Regions from separate parts of the Homo sapiens genome. Here region 2 is linked to region 1. The links are chromatin loops, found by intact Hi-C in ENCODE. Cell type or tissue: gastrocnemius medialis. All regions are shown on one strand.

Region 1 (5,000 bases):
GTAAATTTCATGCTGTAATTTGCCACAATAAAAATAAATAAAATAAATTATCTCCTATCAGTTCCCATGATAATTCTCTTCTTACACTTGAAATATTCCTTTGCGGTATCCTTTGGGAACTGCTTCTACTGAATACTGCTTGTTCTCAGGGTTGGGGCTTCAATTAAAATACTTCCCTTGGATGAGCTATCTACTCCCATGCCTTCTACTACCTTCACGCTTAAGGCTTCTGAATCTACTTTTCTACATTTACATACCCTACTGCATCCTGAGTTGCTCTACGTAGATGGCCCCACAGGCATTGGAAACACAAACTGGAAGTGTTCTCTTCTCAATTCACATCTAGTCTCTCTCCAGTATTACCTATTTTAGTGCTACCAACCATCTGCCAAGCACAAGTTGGCAAACTTTTTCTGCAAAGGGCCACGTAGTAAAAACTTTAGACCTTATAGGACATATGGTCTCTGGTACAACTATTCAAGTCTGCCACTGCAGCATGAAAGCCAGTCATAAACATATTATGAATGAGTGAATGAATGTAGCTGCATATAAAAACACTTTATGAGTACTGAGATTTTGACTTTTTTTTACATTTTTACATTTCTCAAAATATTATTCTATTTCCCAACCATTTAAAATGCAAAAAGTGTTCTTGGTTCATGGGCATAAAAAAAGGAAGTGGGCTACATGCGGCTCACAGGTTGCAGTTTGCCAACCCCAACCTAACTCAGAACTTGGGAGATCAGCTTTAATCCTATCTTCTCCTTTATCTGCCACACCTCTATATAGTGAGGTTATTCGTGTCATTCTTACTTTGCATACTTCTCAACTTTGTTTCTTCTGTCACTACCATAGTTCAGGCCTACATCTTAATTTTAGAAAACTAAAATAACCTCTTAACTAGTCTGCCGGCATCAAATACTGCCCCATGAAATCTGTTCTTGCTAGCTCTGCCAAAAAAATCTTTCTAAAACAGAAATATGACCATGTAACTAAACTGCTTGAAAATCTTCAACAATGGCTAACCTAAGAAGTCCTAGCTCCCTGGCACAGTATCCAAAAACCACCATGATCTAGCCACTGCTATCTTTTCAGCTCTGTTCCCTACCACTCTCTATACCTCACGTTGTATGGCTCAATAATACACTGTACTCTTGCAGCTCTGTGCCTTTACATGATATTCTGCCAATGAGTAATGAGACCCCACTATCTGCTTGATGAAGCGATTCAATGCTCAGGAACTGCCTCCCCTGTAAAGCCTTTCAGCCCAGCATAAGCAGTAGTTGCTTTAGCTTCTATATTTCCTCTATACTTTCTCTATCTCCTACATAAACCACATTTTTTTTACTGGCTTACGTGTCCTTTTCCCCAACTAAAACATGTAGTTCTTACTATGCCTTGATCCTAGCTGACATGCAAATATTTAAAATCCAATACAACCGGGTCAAGCGTGGTGGCTCACGCCTGTAATTTCAGCACTTTGTGAGGCCAAGGCAGGCGGATCATTTGAGGTCAGGAGTTCGAGACCACTCTGGCCAATATTGTGAAACCCCATCTCTACTAAAAATACACGCCTATAATTCCAGCTACTCGGGAGGCTGAGGCAGGAGAATCACTTGAACTTGGGCAGCAGAGGACACACTGAGCCAAGATCGCACCACTGCACTCCAGCCTGGGTGAGAGTGTGAGACTCCCATCTCAAAAAAAAAAAAAAAAAAATCAAATATAACCTCCTACAAGTTAAGACACACAAATGACTTAATGGTACATACAAGTCCTTTCAAATAAAACAAACTGTTTACAGTTTCACACATCGCCACGCCAATTTTCAAGGCTTTTCCATTGTACCTATCAACCCCCTTTCCCTGGAATCTCCCTCCCCTCCCCATCCACCCAAAAAACCTAACTAGTACTTAACCAAACTTTAAAAATTTCTGGCATTACTTGCTTTAAGTGGTCTACCTTAGAATTCCTACACTGGTTTAGACATATCTAGACCATTACACTAAATCTTTCATAATGACCTATCTGTGTCTACAGCTAGCACACGACTACCTCGAAAACGCACTATTCATCTCTGTAGCCCTAATACCTAGCATAATGCCTAGCATAAAACAGATATATGATAAATGTTAGCAAAATGAAGCAATCAAGGGTGAGAAATGATATCTGATTTTAGCTTTTCACCTTTAATTCTTACCATATCATTTAGAAAGTTCGTAACTGCTGATATTTACAGGTCCTAAGTGGTTTTAAGTAAAATAGCCAAAGTTGGATATTTATAAGATGTATGGGGTTTTTTTTTTTTCTTTTAATTTCTTGTAGAGATGAGGTCTCACTTTGTTGCCCAGGCTGGTCTCAAACACCTGGGCTCAAGGGGTCCTCCCACTTCAGCCTCCCAATGTGCTAGGATTACAGGCATGAGCCACTGCATCAGGCCCTGAAGTTTAAAGTGCTATTTTATGATCAATACTAATTTCTACCAGCAATTAATGTTAATGAAGCAAACACATAATGAAATGAATAATCATGGTTTCAAATTCAATATTAAACATTCTGTGTATGTACCTAACAGAATATCTCAATTCCAAGCTCCAAATCATACAATAAAATTAAATAGATTAAATAGATTACAATACCGCTTCCATTTTTAGACTTCTTCTGCCCTGGTTTCTTCTTCGAGGCAGCTGCTTCAGAGGGAGGGGTGGGCTGTTTAGTAACTGGGACAGGTTCTACTTTTTTGCCAGGAATCTTTGATGCGTCACTTTCTTTGATGACCTGCTCTTCAAGCACAGGCTTTTGTTTCTTTTCCTTCTTTTTTCTTTCCCTAACACTACTTGAAGTTTCAACGACATTCAATGGAACAGGTGCAACTTGATCATCTTCTACTGCCAAAGCATCTGATAATTTAAAGTCTCGAGGTACACTCTCAGAGTCGGATTCATGGAGGTTTCCATTCTGGATTTCTTTCTTTTTATTCTTTTTCTTTTCTGCTTTCTTTTTATCTGTTTTGGTAGGAATAAGCTTTTGTTCTCTTTTCTGTTTTGCAAGAACTTCATCATATAATGTTTCTTTCATGAAAAGCCAGAAGAAGAGGAAAATTACTGTAATAACTATTGAAGGAATAAGAACAATAAAATATGCTGACTCATAAAACTCCATGGTACTTTTGTCAATGTGATCCTATAAAACCTAAATAGGGAAGAAGGTGGGGACAAAAAAAAAAAAAGAACCTGTCAGTCTCATAAAAATTAAAGTCAAAACTGCTGCTCTTTCAAGTGGCATTTCAAATCTAACCTGACCTACAAATCTAAACAGGTTAGTTCTTTAAATCACATTCTTGATTTATTTGCCAACTACAATTCATATATACTATGAAAAATAAGACAAGTGGTAACTAGAAGGAGTAGAAAACATCCTTCCATTTCTAAATCATGTGAAAATATCCTAATTGAAGAGAAAAAATTTAAATATTCATTACTTTCTTTTCCCGAAATATCCACTTTTGGTACTTTATTAGTAGTTAACTTTTTTGTTTATTGTACAGTGTTGATAACTACTACACGTGAAAATAAGGAGGTACTATTACCAACTCAATGGACATTCATTAAAAGTGTCATATTCTGAAATGCACACACACGCAAAAAGAGGTGGTTTATTTACAGATTAAGACCAGTCACCAACTGCTTGCATCTTTACACCAGTGACTATCAGCCTCATGATGCAGTGGGATCTATCAAGGATATAAAAATCTAATAAAATTAAAATTGAAATGTTAGGATGTGGCATTTTGCATTAAAATAAATTACAGACCAAGCGCAGTGGCTCATGCCTGAATCCCACCACTTTAGGAGGCTGAGGCAGACGGATCACTTGAGCCTAGGAGTTCCAGTCTACCCTGGGCAACATGGCGAAACCCTGCCTTTACAAAAAAAAAAAAAAAAAAAGACAAGAAAATTAGCTGGGCGTAGTTAAGTGAGCCTGTAGTCCCAGCTACTTGCAGGCTGAGGTGAGAGGATCACCTGAGCCTTTGAAGTCGAGGCTTCAGTGACCTGTGACTCTGCCACTGCACTCCAAGCCTGGGCAACAGAGCAAGTCTCTGTCTCAAAAAAATAAAATAGTGAAATAAATTACAAGTTAGGAACTTATCTCAGTTTTTTAAAGGCACCCCATACTGCACAAAACAAGTTATACAGCAAAAGCGAGGCTGCCATCAACATCCTACCGAAATTGCTAAATAAAAGGCTTTGCCTCATCAACAGAACATCAGCCCTACTTTTAGATGGACTCAGTAAGTACGCCCGGGGCGGGAAGGGGGCGGGTGGCGATGTAATTTGACTACCAACATCTGCCTTGAATATACATATCACTTACGTGAAGGGTAGTTTCTGCTAAAATTAAATCTCAAAGTATAAATGATTCTGATGTTGAGATTCTAGATATTGATGCTCCTTACAAACATGCATAAGCCACATAAAAGTGACTTGTATTCTTATTCATCTCAAATGTGTTGTAGAAAAAGACAAGGTATATAATACAGATATAATTAAACATCAGGACATGTTTAGGATAAAGCAAATTAAAGTTAATTGCTACACTTTTAATGTAAAAATAAATCTGAGAATTTTTTAAGTTTTTAAATTATCAATTTGGAGAGTCTTGATATGTCATGATTAGATAAAGAAACCAAATTCTACCTAAACGGGTAACTTATTCTAAGAATTATTTTACACCTAAGAAAATACCTGATTTTAAATTGGATAAATGTGAGTTTATTGAATATAAGACTTTGCCAGAACTGTAACAACACGGGTTTGAACTGCACAGGTACACTTACACATGAATTTTTTTTTTAACCAATTGTTACTGAAAATACGTATTTGCTGGACGTGAAACCCAAGTATATGGAGGGTCAACTTTGTATACTCAGGTTCCACAGTACTCCAGGACTTCCAGCATGCTTAGATTTAGGTATACACAGGGGTCCTGAAGCCAATCTC
Region 2 (5,000 bases), 50 kb before region 1:
CCCAGTCCCACTAAAAAAATAAAACCAAAAAGGTGGCTCTTAACCATCAAAAACAAAGTAATATAAACAACCAGAAACCACACTAAAACCCTCATCGCTGACAGAAATGACTGTACAATTGCAACTACTCCCAGTGAAATAATAATGAAATGTCCTATCTGACCTAGATTTTCCTACTCTCTGGTCCCAATATACCTCTCAGCTATCTCGAATTTAACCTTTACTGAAAATTATGGCTAGATAAATAGGGATATAGTTAAATACAAATCCACTAAGCTACAGGAAATGTAACTACAAACGTATACTTGCTAAAAAAAAAAAAAATTTACAGAACTATTTTATGCTTAAACATTCCTTCAGGTGTCACTAAGACTTATATTAAAGATTCAATAGAGTACCATGGCACACAAAATATTTTCATAGTGCTAAAATTAATCATGTAGGTTCTTTCTTTTACCTGTCTGCAAAATTCAATACCCCTGTTTCACATTTACACTTGACAGGAATTTTCAAAATACTTAACTGGACTGGCAGATTCAATTTTCTCAATCTTTAAAAACAACTTCTCTATTACAATTCATTAGAAATCTTCACACCCAATGGTACAACTTGAGCTCAAGGAGAATGTCCTCCATTGTTCTGAAGACAGAGGGGGCTATATATTTCAGGAGTACTTTACATACTCTGGTCAAGAGAATTATCCCTTGATAGTAATATTTCATCTAAACATGCCATGTGTCATTGCTAGCCAGTAATACATGAAGTTTCAGTCCACCACCTCTAAGGAACCATTCCAAGCAACACACCCAAAGTTGATGCCTTTCCTGTATTTAAGACTTTGATCATTTCTCTACCTTATCTGAGACATCTTGGTGTGCCCTCCAAAACACGTAGTTTATGGCACATCCTACATATTCAAATGTGTTTGTTAATTCACCTAGATTTCTTTGGTTCAAAGTTTTCATGAAAGTTATCTTAACCAACCCAAAAGGCGCATATTGTCTGACAAGAGGTTAACATCGGTCTTCTGAGACTCTTCAGCTTAAAGTTGTGCTCAACAAAGCCCAAACAATCAGGTAATCACAACAAATCAGCATGCCCAAAATTAAAGCTTCAAGGAGTAGATGAAAAAAGCAGAGATGATAGAGATGATAAATATGGATAAGGAGATTTTATATTTAAATTGCAGTAAAAGTAAATGCTTTAGTCTGATTTTAAGACAAGCTGCAGATTTTCTCTGTTCAGTGGATTGTTTCTAGGAGTTAGCATTACAACCTTGGAAGTCTTGTTCACTTTGTCCTGCAGCATTTTTTCAGTTGATGCCAATGCTTCCATTGCTTCCCAGTTTTTCTCCCGAAGGTCCTAATCATTTTTAGAAAGAATGATTTCAGTTTATCCATTATTGAAAGATTTTTGCTTTTTTACTTCATCAGTATTTTGCACTGCATTTAAATGCTGGTTACTGCAAAATTATTTCAATGGGAAAATATGCATATTAGCAAAAAAATAAAAAGCAATGTTTAGAAGTTTGAATGAGAAAATAAAGACGCCCACTTTCCATGTTTTAGTATATATATCAAATAGGCCAGCTTTTAAAATAATTACTATGCACATGTGACAAAGAAGAAAGCATTCAAAAGTAAAGACACAAACCAAGAATACATACATGATTTCAGGTACATTGAACATTAGAAGATTAAAGACAGAGCAAATATAGAAGTATTATAAAAAGCTTTTCATGTGATGTTTAAACGAGGCCCAATAACACTCATAGGACTTTCCACTGCAGTGTAACGTTTTTTCTCTATGGTTTAATACAATTAACATGTTTCAAATCTACCTAGGAATCCCATAGTAACCCACTGTGTCCTATGTCTTTCTTGGCATGGCCAAACATTCATGCCACAAAACAACCTTACATGAATTGTATGAGCTAGTTGATCAAAGCAAAGGGGAAGGCTGGAAGGCTATAAAATAGATTCTCTTGGAGGCGAAAGAGGTTATTAAAAATTGAGAGATCTGGATTTTAACAGCATTTCATTCACAAATATAATCTGCTATATTTCAGTCTTTTTTTTCAGAATGAGAAATCTAAACAGATAAAAACCAACAACGAAAAATAAAAAGCCAATAATCACCATTTATTACTTAATATATGCCAACCACTGTACTTGGCAGTTCACAAATTCTCACCGTTACAACAACCCCATGAGGTATTTATTCCCATTCTATAGATAGGGAAACCACAGCTCAAGTAAGTTAGGAAACTGAGCCAAGTATACACAGAAAACGAAGTGGCAAAACTAGAAGGAAAGACTGACACTGCTATCTGCTGGCCTCCAGTGTCCTGGCTCTTTTCACACGGGTTCAATGTCTCCAGCGCTGCTGCTGCTGCTGCATTACCATGCCCTCCTTATCTCAGAAGTCCAATAATAAAACACAGTTAAGATGTTAGCAGTATATCGGCAAGTTCACCTCAAGTTTTGTGGCTAAGCAATGCTGTTAGTACTGTTATACCAACACAGAAGTGGCAATTCATGTACCTAATTTTGACAAACTCAGGGGTACAAGAAAATGTCAACTTGTTAAATTAACAATTTAACACAAACTTTGAAAAACAGAAAACACACATCCATTTACTAGCAATACTCCCTTAGATTTCAGTAACATTTTATCCTTGCTCAAGTCTTAGCAATCACACTACAGTGTACAAAAATTTCTTCTCTAGCAAGAATGCTTGGACTCTACTTACAGGTGTTGCCCTCTGGTATGAGAAAAGTTAAGAAATTCCACTAAATTGTTTGTCTATTCAGTAAGTTATTAGGGTTCATATTTCTGAAAGCACTATCCCTTCCCTTTCTAGTATAAATGTAGTCAGGTTCTAAAGCCTCTAACACACTTAATTACCAAAATTTGAACCACCTCTCAGTTAAAAATGGGAGGTTCTGGCCAGGTGCCGTGGCTCACACCTATAATCCCAGCACTTTGCGAGGCCGAGGCAGGTGGATCACTTGAGATCAGGAGTTCGAGACCAGCCTGGCCTACATGGTAAAACCCCACCTCTACTAAAAATACAAAAAACATTAGCTGAGTATGGTGGTGCACGCCTGTAGTTCCAGCTACTCAGGAGGGTGAGGCAGGAGAATCGCCTGAACCCAGGAGGCCGAGTTTGCAGTGAGCCAAGTTCAAGCCACCTCCAGCCTGGGCAACAGAGCGAGACCCTGTCTTAAAAAAAAAAAAAAAAAAAGGGCAGGAGGAGGTTCCAGAAGGCTTTCAAAAGACCCCATTACTGAGTATACTGGGTTTGAATACTGGCATTACTTTTAGTTTACAAAAAGGCCAGCCCAATCTAAGAGGAAATATCTTTGATTTTAAAATACCAAGCTGAAAAACATGTTTTTCCAAATAAAAGTTCAACAAAAAGTCAATTGCATTTTTAGCTTTTTAAAATAACTAAAGGTATAATAATTATAGCTTCAACATTTAAATATTTATAAGAATAAGAATTCATCTTTTCACTTATTTAAAAAAAACTGTTCTCCAATAATGCCCCGCCCCCCGAAAAAACTACACACAGAAAATAGTACTTTCTTACAAAGATTAAGAAATCTAAAGTAAAAGTAGATTTAAAAAAAATTCCTGAACCATATTTCAGTGTTAAAGTAATAAAAAGAAAAGCTTCATTCTGATAAAGATCTACTTACATTGTTTTTCTTCCTCTGGTGTTCAACTGCATCCTTCAAAGAATCTAACTCATTCCAGAGACCACTTATTTCTTTCTCTCTTTCTGAAATTCTAAACCAGAACATGAATACATGTAGCAAGATTTTAGGTAAACAGTAATACAACTTAGATCCCTACCTATCAACATTTGCTATTACAAAATAAAAATATCAAGAGATAGCACCTTGAAAAGTACATTAAAGAGTCTACCTACTGTTGACCATACAAAGCCCATCCTATGAATTTCAGAAATGATTTCTAATATAAGTTTTTATGCCTAATATGGTATGCTCAGGCTTGTGCTAAAGAGAAATCTCATCCCCTAAGAAACATATTATGAAGATATGAACTGTTGTAGCTATTTATAGTTTTACCTGGGTCAGTACACAGTAGCTATTTTTAGAGGAGTTAAAACTGATGTAGAAGCAGTCCCTTAAATATATTTTTTTTTCCAGAGGGCAATGAATCAGTTATAACTTTAAATGGCTAACCCACAACAAAAGTATAATATTAAAATGAGCTCAGTGTTTTCCTGCCATTTTCATACCAATCTCAACATTCATGTTTTTTTCTGCTACTGTTTCCCAGAAACGCAGAAGGCAATGGCAAAGATTCATAATTTGATTCTGTTATAGTTGAGAGTGGCTGGAGTAGAAAGTTAAATAACAAATAGCTCTTCCCTGAGAATCAGTGTCCATATAAGAGGCTGGCAAACTAGGGCTATGGGCCCACTCCACAGTCTGTTTTTGTAGGTCCTCAAACTAAGAGCTGTTTTTACATTTTTAAAGTGTTGTTTTATTTATACATGTACACACATATACACATATATATACACATGTATAAAACAGACCTATGGGTCCCACAGGCCTAAAATGCTATCAGGGCCTTTACAGAAAATATTTGCCAACCTTTTCTCTATATAGTCAAACTCAAGACTCGATTTAATAGTCAATAATTCTAACCTAGTACACAAGCAACTCTGTAAACCAACCAAGATGGAAAAACATTTAGATTAAAAGAAAAAAAATTAACAATATTCCCAATGATAGATCACTTACATCATCTATTAATATACTTAATGTGGTTGACATTTTAACATGTTGAAACACACTAACTTATGTGAAATGACCTTAAATGTAGCCTCACAGAGAAAATTACAGGCCAACAAGAAAAAGGTATCAGTAAAAAAAAAAAAAAAAAAAAACTCCTTAAGAAAGACAATCATAAAGACTATATGTATGTATTTTTTTTTTCTTGGTGCCAGGCTGGAGTGCAAT

What was found. A loop is a pair of places that touch in the nucleus more often than their neighbours do. Peaks named below come from ENCODE experiments on the same cell type or tissue, not always from the same donor. Only the 100,000 strongest peaks of a DNase experiment are listed, where the experiment ranks them.
Region 2: it touches region 1 in a loop (1.9-fold over the local background); 6 of 110 quality-filtered maps call a loop at or near these places.

What each region holds. Positions count from the first base shown.
Region 1 is chr14:55,610,211-55,615,210 of GRCh38, reverse strand. It overlaps KTN1 (kinectin 1), which reads right to left. Exons shown (of 44, transcript NM_001079521.2): 2 at 2,640-3,192. The coding sequence starts at 3,162. Among named protein-coding and RNA genes, the nearest start is that of KTN1, 33 kb to the right of the region's middle. In gastrocnemius medialis, no CTCF peak of the experiment used is centred here; no DNase peak of the experiment used is centred here; H3K27ac peaks cover 2,913 bases.
Region 2 is chr14:55,660,317-55,665,316 of GRCh38, reverse strand. KTN1 (kinectin 1) reads right to left here. Exons shown (of 44, transcript NM_001079521.2): 32 at 3,705-3,795; 33 at 1,276-1,362. Among named protein-coding and RNA genes, the nearest start is that of KTN1, 83 kb to the right of the region's middle. In gastrocnemius medialis, a CTCF peak has its summit at 2,342 (motif pointing left); no DNase peak of the experiment used is centred here; H3K27ac peaks cover 4,503 bases.